2 separate regions of the Homo sapiens genome follow, and region 1 is linked to region 2. A link is an interaction called in ENCODE POLR2A ChIA-PET data of the cell type or tissue named here. Cell type or tissue: endothelial cell of umbilical vein. All regions are shown on one strand. Links, peaks and the distances in the headings refer to the core of each region. The heading gives the core; the rest is flanking DNA. Region 1 overlaps FRMD5 (FERM domain containing 5). Region 2 overlaps FRMD5 (FERM domain containing 5).

Region 1 (5,383 bases), core at 265-5,264, 96 kb before region 2:
AGAATGGGAGAACATTTTTGCAATCTATCCATCTGACAAAGGGCTAATATCCAGAATCTACAAAGAACTTAAATTTACAATAAAAAAAACCCCATCAAAAAGTGGGTGAAGGATATGAACAGACACTTCTCAAAAGAAGACATTTATGTGGCCAACAAACATATGAAAAAAAGCTCATCATCACTGGTCATTAGAGAAATGCAAATCAAAACCTCAATGAGATAACATCTCACACCAGTTAGAATGGCAATCACTAAAAAGCCAGGAAACAACAGATGCTGGAGAAGATGTGGAGAAATAGGAATGCTTTTGTTGGTGGGAGTGTAAATTAGTTCAACCATTGTGGAAGACAGTGTGGTGATTCCTCAAGGATCTAGAACCAGAAATACCATTTGACCACCAATCCCATTAATAGGTATATAACCAAAGGATTATAAATCATTCTACTATAGACACATGTTGCTGGGCACAGTGGCTCACACCTGTAATCCCAACACTTTAGGAGGCCGAGGCAGGTGGATCATGAGGTCAAGAGATCAAGACCATTTCCTGGTCAACATGGTGAAACCCCAACTCTACTAAAACTATAAAAAAAAAAAAAAGCTGGGTGTGGCGGCATGCACCTGTAGTCCCAGCTACTTGGGAGGCTGAGGCAGGAGAATTGCTCGAACCTGGGAGGCAGAGGTTGCAGTGAGCTGAGATTGCGCCACTGCACTCCAGCCTGGCGACAGAGCAAGACTCCATATCAAAAAAAAAAAAAAAAAGAGAAAAGACACATGTACACGTATGTGTATTGAGGCATTATTCACCATAGCAAAGACTTGGAACCAACTCAAATGCCCATCAATGATAGACTGGATAAAGCAAATGTGGCACATATATACCATGGAATACTAGGCAGCCATAAAAAAGGATGAGTTCATGTCCTTTGCAGGGATATGGATGAAGCTGGAAACCATCATTCTAAGCAAACTATCACAGGAACAGAAAACCAAACACCGTATGTTCTCACTCATAAGTGGGAGGTGAACAATGAGAACACATGAATACAGGGAGGGAAATATCACACACCAGGGCCTGTCGGGGGTTGGGGGAGCTAGGGGAGGGATAGCATTAGGAGAAATACCTAATGTAGTTGACAGGCTGATGGGTAGAGCAAACCACCGTGGCACATGCATACCTATGTAACAAACATGCACATTCTGCACATGTATCCCAGAACTTAAAGTATTAAAAAAAAAACTGTAGTTGTAATGTTGAGTGCTGCCTAACAGTCAGGCAAAATAATGATTGAAAAGTACCTGTTGGATTTAACAACAAGAATTTCATTAGAGTCCTTTACCAGAACCTTTTAGTGACCAAGTAGGGAAGAAGATCCAAAAGAAGTGGCAGAGTCAGGAATATGATCAGGATGCTCACCAGCACTGCTTCTTTACCACTGTACTGAAGGCCGATGCACAAAACAAAAAAGTATAAGGATTAGAAAGAAACAAGTGTCATTACTTACAGATGATATACTATTTTGTATTAGAAAAATCCAAGAGAATCTACAAGCTAGTGAGTTCAAGAATATGTAAAACTCAGTTTGATTTTTGTTCTAAGTGCTTGACACATACGATTTTATTTAATCCTCTTAATAACTATGATCAACTACAATTTTCAGCTCCATTTTATTGATGAGGAAATTGTGGTGCAGAAGGGTTAAGTAACTTGTGCAATCACACAGCCATGCAAATAGCAGTATGAGAATTTGAGCCCAATCGGCTGCAAGGGCCCAGCTGCCGGTGCCTATACTCTCTAAACAACTTCTCTCCTCTATTTTCAAAGACAGAGTCAGAAATAGTAATTAGAAGGGACCCAGGAGGGTTTTTTTTTTTTAATTTGAAGATAAGAGAATGTTGAGCAGGTGCGTGAGGGTGAAGAGGGACTAATTGAAGGAACTTAGTTCTGGAAGAGATTGAAAAAAGAAAAAACTTGAGAGAAGTTCAACCTTGGTCAGGAGAAATGTGCCCTTATCCTCTGACACTAGCTTAAGGGTTGTTATGTCTGAAACAAACCACAGAGTTTGGAGTAGGCATTTCTGGTCTTGTTTTGATCCTGTTGACAAGTGCCCTCTCAGTACATATTATGGGCAATGCTGCGTTAGGATTTGTTCCTTTAATTTTTGTGACATATGACGCAGTTTCTCTGGCCAGAGGCTTCTCTTAGGTCAGCATACATTTCTCACTTAGTTCATCCAAGCAGTGCCTTCAGAGAGAGTTTACTACGAGGAAGATCTGTCAGGAGCACATGTATAACATTTTTTAGTCATTCTAGTTAGTTGGCTTCAGGACAAAATAAAAACCTCCCAGCTGATGAATACAAAGTACCTGATGTCACCTTCTTAAATGCCTCAAAGTAGCATGGGGCTACTCAAGTTTTATGATATATAAACATAAAATATAAAACATAGATTTTTAAAAAATGGGATCAACACTGCTCAGGTGGCAGTTGGTCCAAAGAAAAAATAGTCAGGTACCAACCTCTAATAAGAAACATTTGCATAATGGCACATCCCTGACAGATCCAAAAGGGTCTCCAAATTTTATTACTTCTGTTTTACCCTAGCAACATTAATAAGTACATCATAACAGGCATTTTTTGGCCAAGAAAAATCAAATACTCTTTGGGAGGTAAAACGGATTTTGATGCCTTCAAATGAATGCTGGAGGAATTTGGCAAAAGACATTCTAGCAAATGCCAAAATAGCAGTCATCCAGGATACTGTGTGTTTGACTCACAGCCAGTCAGGCACAGGCAAAGTCTGACGTGTTGCTTCTTTACACCACCAGAGTAACACTTAGGAGAATGTTCTAGATGTGTAAATGTTCAAAACTTGAGCTCAGACCAGACCTAAGTGGTATACAACCTGTTCAAGGTTGATTTAATTGCTAGCAATTGTATATTCCTTAAGGTCTTTATGGCCTTTTGTCAGCATGGCATGGCAAGACAAGAAAAATTTTAAAACCACTGGTTATGTAGAGTGTTTTTTGGGTATGGAACCATATCTTGTGACTTAGCCCCGGAAGAGTCACCTGTGACACCATGATTGCAGGCTCTTTGGGGTTTGGACTGAAGTCTGGAAACTGCTGCATATGCTACATCAGAAATTTTAAATATAGTACCAGGTCTTAAGCAAATATAGAAAGTGAAAACAGCAGAATTCTAACAAGAATTAAGTGTTCTGATAGGCCAGTGGAAATGGGGAGCAAGGAACATTCACTGTTTCAGGGAACCAGCTTTAGGGACTGAGGTATCAAAAAGAAGGGATTGGATATACAAGTGGACAGGTTGGAGAGATCTCTAACCTGGGTAGAGGGAAAATAGTTAGAAGCACCCAGTTGTTAGGTTAGGGCTAGAATGAGCCTCATGTAGAACTCATCGGTGTTTGACTAGGGCTTCTTAACTCTTCTCTTCCCCCCTCAGCTCCCAAGTTTCAGACTGCCCAAAGCCTGGAAAAAGAGCTAAATCTAAAATTAGCTGAAGTTGCTGAGGATGCAACTTGGAGGTTGGGGCACAGACTTAGACAAGCCTTACGTCTTCCTGCTCCAGACAGTGCTAAGTAAGGGGGAAATATTTTCCTAAGATAGATGGGCACATAACCCCATTAACTCCCAAAGGAGTATGAAAGGGAATATGTGCTTATTTCACAATAATCTTTTATTGCAAAATTTACTGATGCAGAAGCAGAAACTAATGCAGGTGGCAAGTGAGAGGAATGTAACTTTGTTTCCCAGCATTTAGAAGTCCGTGAACCCAAGTGTAGACCAAGTGAACCTTTAAAGACAACACATGGGTATTACTTGGTCAGGGTAACAGACCATATAAGTAGGTAGTCAAATAATTCTAACTAGAAAACCTGAAAAAATAAATTGCTGAAAAAGGAGGTTGAATGAACAGTAATCATTCCTGTGTGATTAGTAAACTTTTAAGACCCTGTTATGGTGAATTGTATCACTGTACTTTTCAAGTAGACAACATTCAATTAGACACCTGCCTAAGGAGCATATTTTTCATTGACTTTTGATTATCAAAAATTGAGATCTTTCTCATGCCCAGACTATTGCCAAGGAAACAAGAGTAACAGTTTCCACTCAGCAGCCTGGCTAAATTCCAGAACCCCATGTGACTGGGCAGACTCCTGGAGTCTTTCTGATGACCAATATCAGAGATGCCTTGTCTGTGGCCTATTGTGTTTTCCTGTATAAATGCTTCATGGGAAAATTTATACTCTAGATCAAATAAATAAGAGCGAATCCTAATCACCTTTTATTGAACACTTAATAAATACCAGACAGTATGCCAAGCCTCAAACATAAATGATCTTATTTAATTCTTACGAATCTTAGGGACAAACCGTTTTCACTCATGTTGTAGAGGAAGCTAGCCTAAGAGAGTTCAAACAACTTACCCCAACTCACCCAGTTACTAAGTTTCAGAATCAGAATTTGAACTCAAGGAGTTTGATGTTTATGCCCATGATTTTAATCATTATATTCTACTGCCTTTTCTCTTCCCGTTTTTGAAATTAGCTCAGAACTAAAACCATTTTCGAAATATTAGAATTGTTTACTGGTGTAATTCTCTGTACAAAAATCTTACAAAGCAAGTGTAAACAATGGAATAAATGAAAGCTTCAAGTGAATATACACAATGAAAATTATATATGAAAATATTAAGTTCATTTATGCTATATCAAAAAAGAGACTTGAACAAAAACTATTATTTGGGATATTTATTGAAATGCCTCTTAAAAGAGAATTTGCCTCTTATCAGTTTGAAAAACTTTATTTTTTTTTTAACTTTTAGGTTTGGAGGCACATGTGAAGGTTTTTTACATATGTAAACATGTGTTACAGGGGTTTGTTGTAGATATTATTTCATCACCCAGATATTAAGCCCAGTATCCAATAGTTATCTTTTCTGCTCCTTTCTCTCCTCGCATCCTCCCCCTTCAAGTAGACCCAGTGTCTGTTATTTCCTTCTTGTGTTTATAGGTTCTTATAATTTAGCTATAATTAGCAAAATTATATTTTATCATTTAGCTACCACTTATAAGTAAGAACATGTGGTATTTGGTTTTCTGTAACTGTGTTATTTTTCTAAGAATAATAGCCTCCAGCTCCATCCATGTTCCTGCAAAAGACATGACCTTGTTCTTTTTTATGGCTGCATAGTATTCCATGGTGTATATGTACCATATTTTCTTTATGCAATCTGTCATTGATGGGCATTTAGGTTGATTCCTTGTCTCTGCTGTTGTGAATAATGCTGCAGTAAACATCCACATGCATGTGTCTTTATGGCAAAATGATTTATCTTCCTCTGGGTATATACCCAGTAA
Region 2 (5,383 bases), core at 85-5,084:
GAATGGTATTTGCTAGACATAATTTACTACTTTTATTTTTGCAGCTTTTATGCTGTCAAGATTTATTTTTTAAGTGCCCACCATATTTCAAGAAGTGGGCATACCAGAAGGAGTAAGACAAAGTCCCTATTCCACCCACCCAGCTCTCCATGATAACTTACAGATAATTACAACATATTGAGAAGCAGATACAACATATTGACAGGGTTATGTCCAGAATGCTATGGAAGCTCAGAAAAGAGCATCTAAAACTTGCTTTAAAGAAATGTACAAGTAGCCAGGCATGGTGGCACACACCCACCTGTAGTGCTAGCTACTCAAGAGGCTGGGTGGCAGGATCACATAAGCCCAGGAGTTTGTGGCTGCAGTAAGCTATGATCAGTCACTACACCCCAACGTGGGCAACACAGCGATCCTCCCACCTCAGCCTCCTGGGTAGCTGGGACTACAGGCACACGTTACCACACCTGGCTAATTTTTTGTATTTTTTGTAGAGATGGGGTTTCACCATGTTGCTCAGGCTGGTCTCCAACTGCTGGGCTCAAGCAATCCGCTTCTTGGCCTCCCAAAGTGCTGAGATTACAGGTGTAAGCCACTCTGCCTGGCCCAAACATGATTTCTATGCTTTGATAATTGACTTCAACCTTGGTACCTACAAGAAGATAATGTATTCTAACAAACATTTTTTTAAAACATAGGGTTTGCCAAAACAGTGTGCTCTAAAAAGAAATCAATGCAATGGCTGATCTAAGAAATCTTAATTATTTCCTTAATTAATTCAGTAGTCAGAGCCCTGAAAATATTAATGACCCATTCACCAAAGTCATTGTGATAATACTCGATTTAAAGATAGCTTTTCAACCTGTTCTCCCAGCCTCCTTGCTAATTATCCTCCATTCCTAATTCTCATTCACGCCCCTCTTCAAATTGGTCACTTAAATACTATTTATTCTGCCACCTAAATATTGATTTAATTTTTATCCTCACTGCCCTTATCTTATTGCCTATTATAGCTCACCTGTATTGTTACAGTGATTTCCCGACTAGTTCTTAGCATGGTATACACAGCCCTTCACCATGTGGCATTTGTTTACCTCTCCATATTGATCTGCAACCGACGTCCTTGTACCAAGGCAGTTATTTGAAATTCCTAGAACATGCTCTAGACATGATGGTCTCACTCCCACCAAACTACCCCTGTACCTTGTACATACCTCTCTTATAACAGCTATCATCCCATTGTAATTTGGGAGATAATCTCCCCTTCCCAAAAATAAGGTTCACTTTCTAATTAATGGATAGTCAAGGGAATCATTCTATCATTTCTCATCTCTAGAGTCTCCCTGGGCGGGAAGAATGGGCACAAGAAATAGGGCCCCATTACTTTCTTGGAGTGCAGGGATGACTTGAATGCACTGAGGAGGCTGCCCCAGAAACTGTTCATTGACTGCATCTTGCACAGTCTGATGCCACGCACTTTTTAAAGCATCTTTTGTCGTTGTTGTTGTTTGTTTTGAGACAGAGTTTTGCCCTGTCGCCCAGGCTCCGGAGTGCAGTGGCTCCATCTGGGTTCACCGCAACCTCTGCCTCCCAGGTTCAAGTGATTGTCTCTCCGCAGCCCCACAGGTGGCTGGGATTACAGGCACCCGCTACCAAGCCTGGCTAATTTTTGTATTTTTAGTAGACACAGGGTTTCACCCTGTTGGCCAGGCTGGTCCCAAACTCCTGACCTAAGGTGATCCGCCTGCCTTGCCTCCCAAAGCGCTGGGAGCACATGAGCCACCGCGCCTGGTGCTTTTCTAAGCATCTCTGACAAATGAAAAAGAGCACCCCAGCCTGGCACAGTGGCTCACACCTGTAATCCCAGCACTTTGGGAGGCTGAGGTAAGTGGATCACTTGCGCCCAGGAGTTTGAGACCAGCCTAGGCAACATGCTGAAAACCCGTCTCTACAAAAAAACAAACCAACATTAGCTGGGCCTGTTGGCACATACCTGTAGTCACAGCTACCCAGGGGGCTGAGGTAGGAGGATCAATTGAGCTCAGGAGTTCAAGGCTACAGGGAGCCATGATTGTGCCACGACACTCCAGCCTGGGTGACAGAGTGAGAACCTATCTCAAAAAGATAAAAATAAATATATACATTAATTAATAAAAAAGAGCACCCCAGAGAACAACTATAAGACACTCTACCTGGGGAGAAAAACCCACAGAGCCAAATGAACTTGTCAATGGTGCATCTTTTTACTGAGGCAGCAGCTTTTCTTGTCTTGAACTGATGACTTCTTTTGGCACATGCATGTCATGCTGAAGATTAGGGAGATCTGGAGTGTGGAAAGGAAGAACAAGATTAATAACAGCCTTTGGGGAATATAGAGAGGTTGTATATAACCTTTCATGTTATCCCTGGCACCTGCCTCATCAGCTCCCCCATCTGGGGGATTTGGGATTGGTTATCCACTGATATTTAATCTCCAGGATATAGAAATTCAGAAATGTTCTGATCAAAAAATAAATCTATTGGCTGGGCACAGTGGCTCACACACCTGTAATCCTAGCACTTTGGGAGGCCGAGGCAGGCGGATCACCTGAGGTCAGGGGTTCGAGACCTGCCAGGCCAACATGGGGAAACTCCATCTCTACTAAAAATACAAAAAAAAAAAAAATTAGCCGGATGTGGTGGTGCATGCTTGTAATCCCAGCTACTCGGGAGGCTGAGGTTGGAGAATTCCTTCAACCTAGGAGGCGGAGGTTGCACTGAGTCAAGATCGTGCCACTGCACTCCAGCCTGGGTGACAGGGTGAGACTCTGTCTCCAAAAATAAATTAATTAATCTATTAAGGATGAGCATGGTGTCATTAAGAAAAAAAAATCTAAAAAGAAATCTGGCTTTAAATGCTGCTCATTTTTTGCTTCATAATCTTCAAATATTGTTGGCTAAGTTACTGGTTTCTGTTAAATTTTGAGGCTTTCCCTCTTTGTGTACCTTCTTGGAGAAGCCCAGCCTCTATACTGTTTTCAACAGGAGTGGTGTTCTGGTTGAAGCAGGCCAATAGTGCCCAGGTCTAAGGAATCCAAAGAGTTCAGAAAAGAATTCAAGCAATGGGCTGTATATATGTGCATAGCTACCAATTTATAAATATAGTCAGAGGACTATAAAGGCAACCCAAAGCTGCATAGAAGGATGGAGCTGTAGGTTGCTTCTGCAGCAGCTATATGAGAAAATCAAAAAATAAGAGTCTAGCGTTTGGAAAGAATGTGAGCTTTGGAGCAAGGCAGCGTGGATTTGAGTCCCATATACTAGTTGTGTTGTCTTAGGCATGTCATTTAACCTCACTGAGCCTTTGTTTCTCTTTATAAAATGGGGTTAATAGAAACTTTCCTTGTGAGATTGTTGTTAGCATTAGAGATAATGTTTGTAGAATGCTTTGCACATGGTAGGCTTTTTTTTTTTTTTTTTTTTGAGACGGAGTCTCGCTCTTTCGCCCAGGCCAGATTGCCAGTGGCGCGATCTCGGCTCACTGCAAGCTCTGCCTTCTGGGTTGACACCATTCTCCTGCCTCAGCCTCCCGAGTAGCTGGGACTACAAGCGCCCGCCACCGCACCCGGCTAATTTTTTGTGTTTTTAGTAGAGACAGAGTTTCACCGTGTTAGCCAGGATGGCCTCCCAAAGTGCTGGGATTACAGGTATGAGCCACCGCTCCCAGCCTGCACATGGTAGGCTCTTAAGAAATGGTAGTTATGATTTGGGGTTTCTGTCAAGAGTGGTGTGATGGAGGCTAATACTCCACCCAGGTCCCCACTAGGGGTCCTGTTGGCAGTGGTCAACATTCAGTTACCGCTTGAGACAAGCTTATAAAAGACTTGGCTATCTTGGCTAAACTTGAAACAACTCTAAAGGGCCCCTCTGGCTCCAGATCTCCCCATGGTCCAACCAAGTCAACACTAGGCCCACGTGGCAGCTCAGCTTCTCCCTCTGCTCACTCCAGCTTTCTCCCCCTCTTTTCCATGGATGTTGTTCCCAGGAGCACTTTTTTTTTTTTTTTTTTTGAGACAGTGTCTCACTCTGTCACCCAGGCTGGAGTGCAGAGTGCAGTGGCGCGATCTTGGCTCACTGCAACCTCAGCCTCCCAAGTTCAAGCGATTCTCCTGCCTCAGCCTCCCTAGTAGCTGGAATTACAGGCACGTACCATCACGCCCAGCTAATTTCTTTATTTTTAGTAGAGACAGGGTTTTGCCATGTTAGCCAGGCTGGTCTTGAACTCCCGGCTTCAAGTGATCCACCTCCCAAAGTGCTGGGATTACAGGCATGAGCCTCCACGCCTGGCCGAAGAGCACTTCTTAATAAACATCCTTCATGCTAAACTCTGTCCCGGAGTTTATTTTCTAAGGAATCTGACCTGTGACAAATGATAAGGCTGGCAGCCAATTCTATGTTATCATTTATCACCCATTGATCTGAAGCCCAATGATCCTATGCCATTTTGTCTAGGTGTCAGGATGTATTTTAGAAAGACAGGCAAAGCATCAGAAAAACTGTAAAGAGAAAAATCTTAGAAATGTAACACTTTCCTATAGAAAGGCATTTGATAATTTCCAAAAGTTAAAAACATCCTAAATCCTGCTCCACATGACCCCAAGAGCATGGCAGTATTTTTTAGCATCAATTTCCTAAAAATAACTTGGCTATGAGGTTCACATCAATATAATTAAGCAAATGTAATTATTAGTTTTTTCCAGCATTGAGCTTTTAATTCCCTTTCCAATGGCAAGGACCCAGTTAGCGATCTTCCTGGAAGCAAAGCCATTTTACTTGCCTTTACTGTGTTGGTTGTATAAGAAGTTACTTTAGAACCGGGCTGTACTGTCGGCATCTTTCTGGAGTTGAGGCTGGGACCCCCTTGTCTCAGTCAGCTTCTTCCCCTTCCCTCCCTTCCCAAGTACAGCCTATGTAGTTAGAATCAGCAAACTAGATAAAAGGCAGAACCCAGCAGACCGATTCTGAAGTGAATGTCTAGAGTTAAGCTAGACTCTGATTTGGACAGGGATACCATCTCCAGGAATACCCTTACCCCAGTTTGATCCTCTGTTCTTTCCTACACTGATCTCACTGGGTATTAGGAGTTGAAGACTCAGGAAGGAGGAGCTCATCAGGTAATTAGCCTGGTCATAGTCATTTAGTAATTAATCAACAAATACTTCTTGGCCGGGCGTGGTGGCTCATGGCTGTAATCCCAGCACATTGGGAGGCCAAGGCAGAAGGACCCCTTGAGCCCAGGAGTTCAAGACCAGCCTGGGCAACATAGGGAGACCCCCCTCTTCAGAAACTTTAAAAATTAACTGGGTGTGGTGGCGCATGCCTGTGATTCCAGCTATTCTGAGGC

Evidence for each region. ChIA-PET counts read pairs that join two places held together with the same protein. Peaks named below come from ENCODE experiments on the same cell type or tissue, not always from the same donor. Only the 100,000 strongest peaks of a DNase experiment are listed, where the experiment ranks them.
Region 1: POLR2A ChIA-PET joins it to region 2 with 5 read pairs; 3 of 35 experiments call an interaction of 5 or more read pairs at or near these places.

The regions. Positions count from the first base shown.
Region 1 is chr15:44,032,851-44,038,233 of GRCh38, reverse strand. All of the region lies in intron 1 of FRMD5 (FERM domain containing 5), which reads left to right. Among named protein-coding and RNA genes, the nearest start is that of FRMD5, 160 kb to the left of the region's middle. In endothelial cell of umbilical vein, for the core only: no CTCF peak of the experiment used is centred there; DNase peaks (open chromatin) are centred at 2,763 and 4,133; H3K27ac peaks cover 2,421 bases.
Region 2 is chr15:43,936,311-43,941,693 of GRCh38, reverse strand. The region is part of intron 1 of FRMD5 (FERM domain containing 5); the gene reads left to right. Among named protein-coding and RNA genes, the nearest start is that of WDR76, 110 kb to the right of the region's middle. In endothelial cell of umbilical vein, for the core only: a CTCF peak has its summit at 2,414; a DNase peak (open chromatin) is centred at 2,403.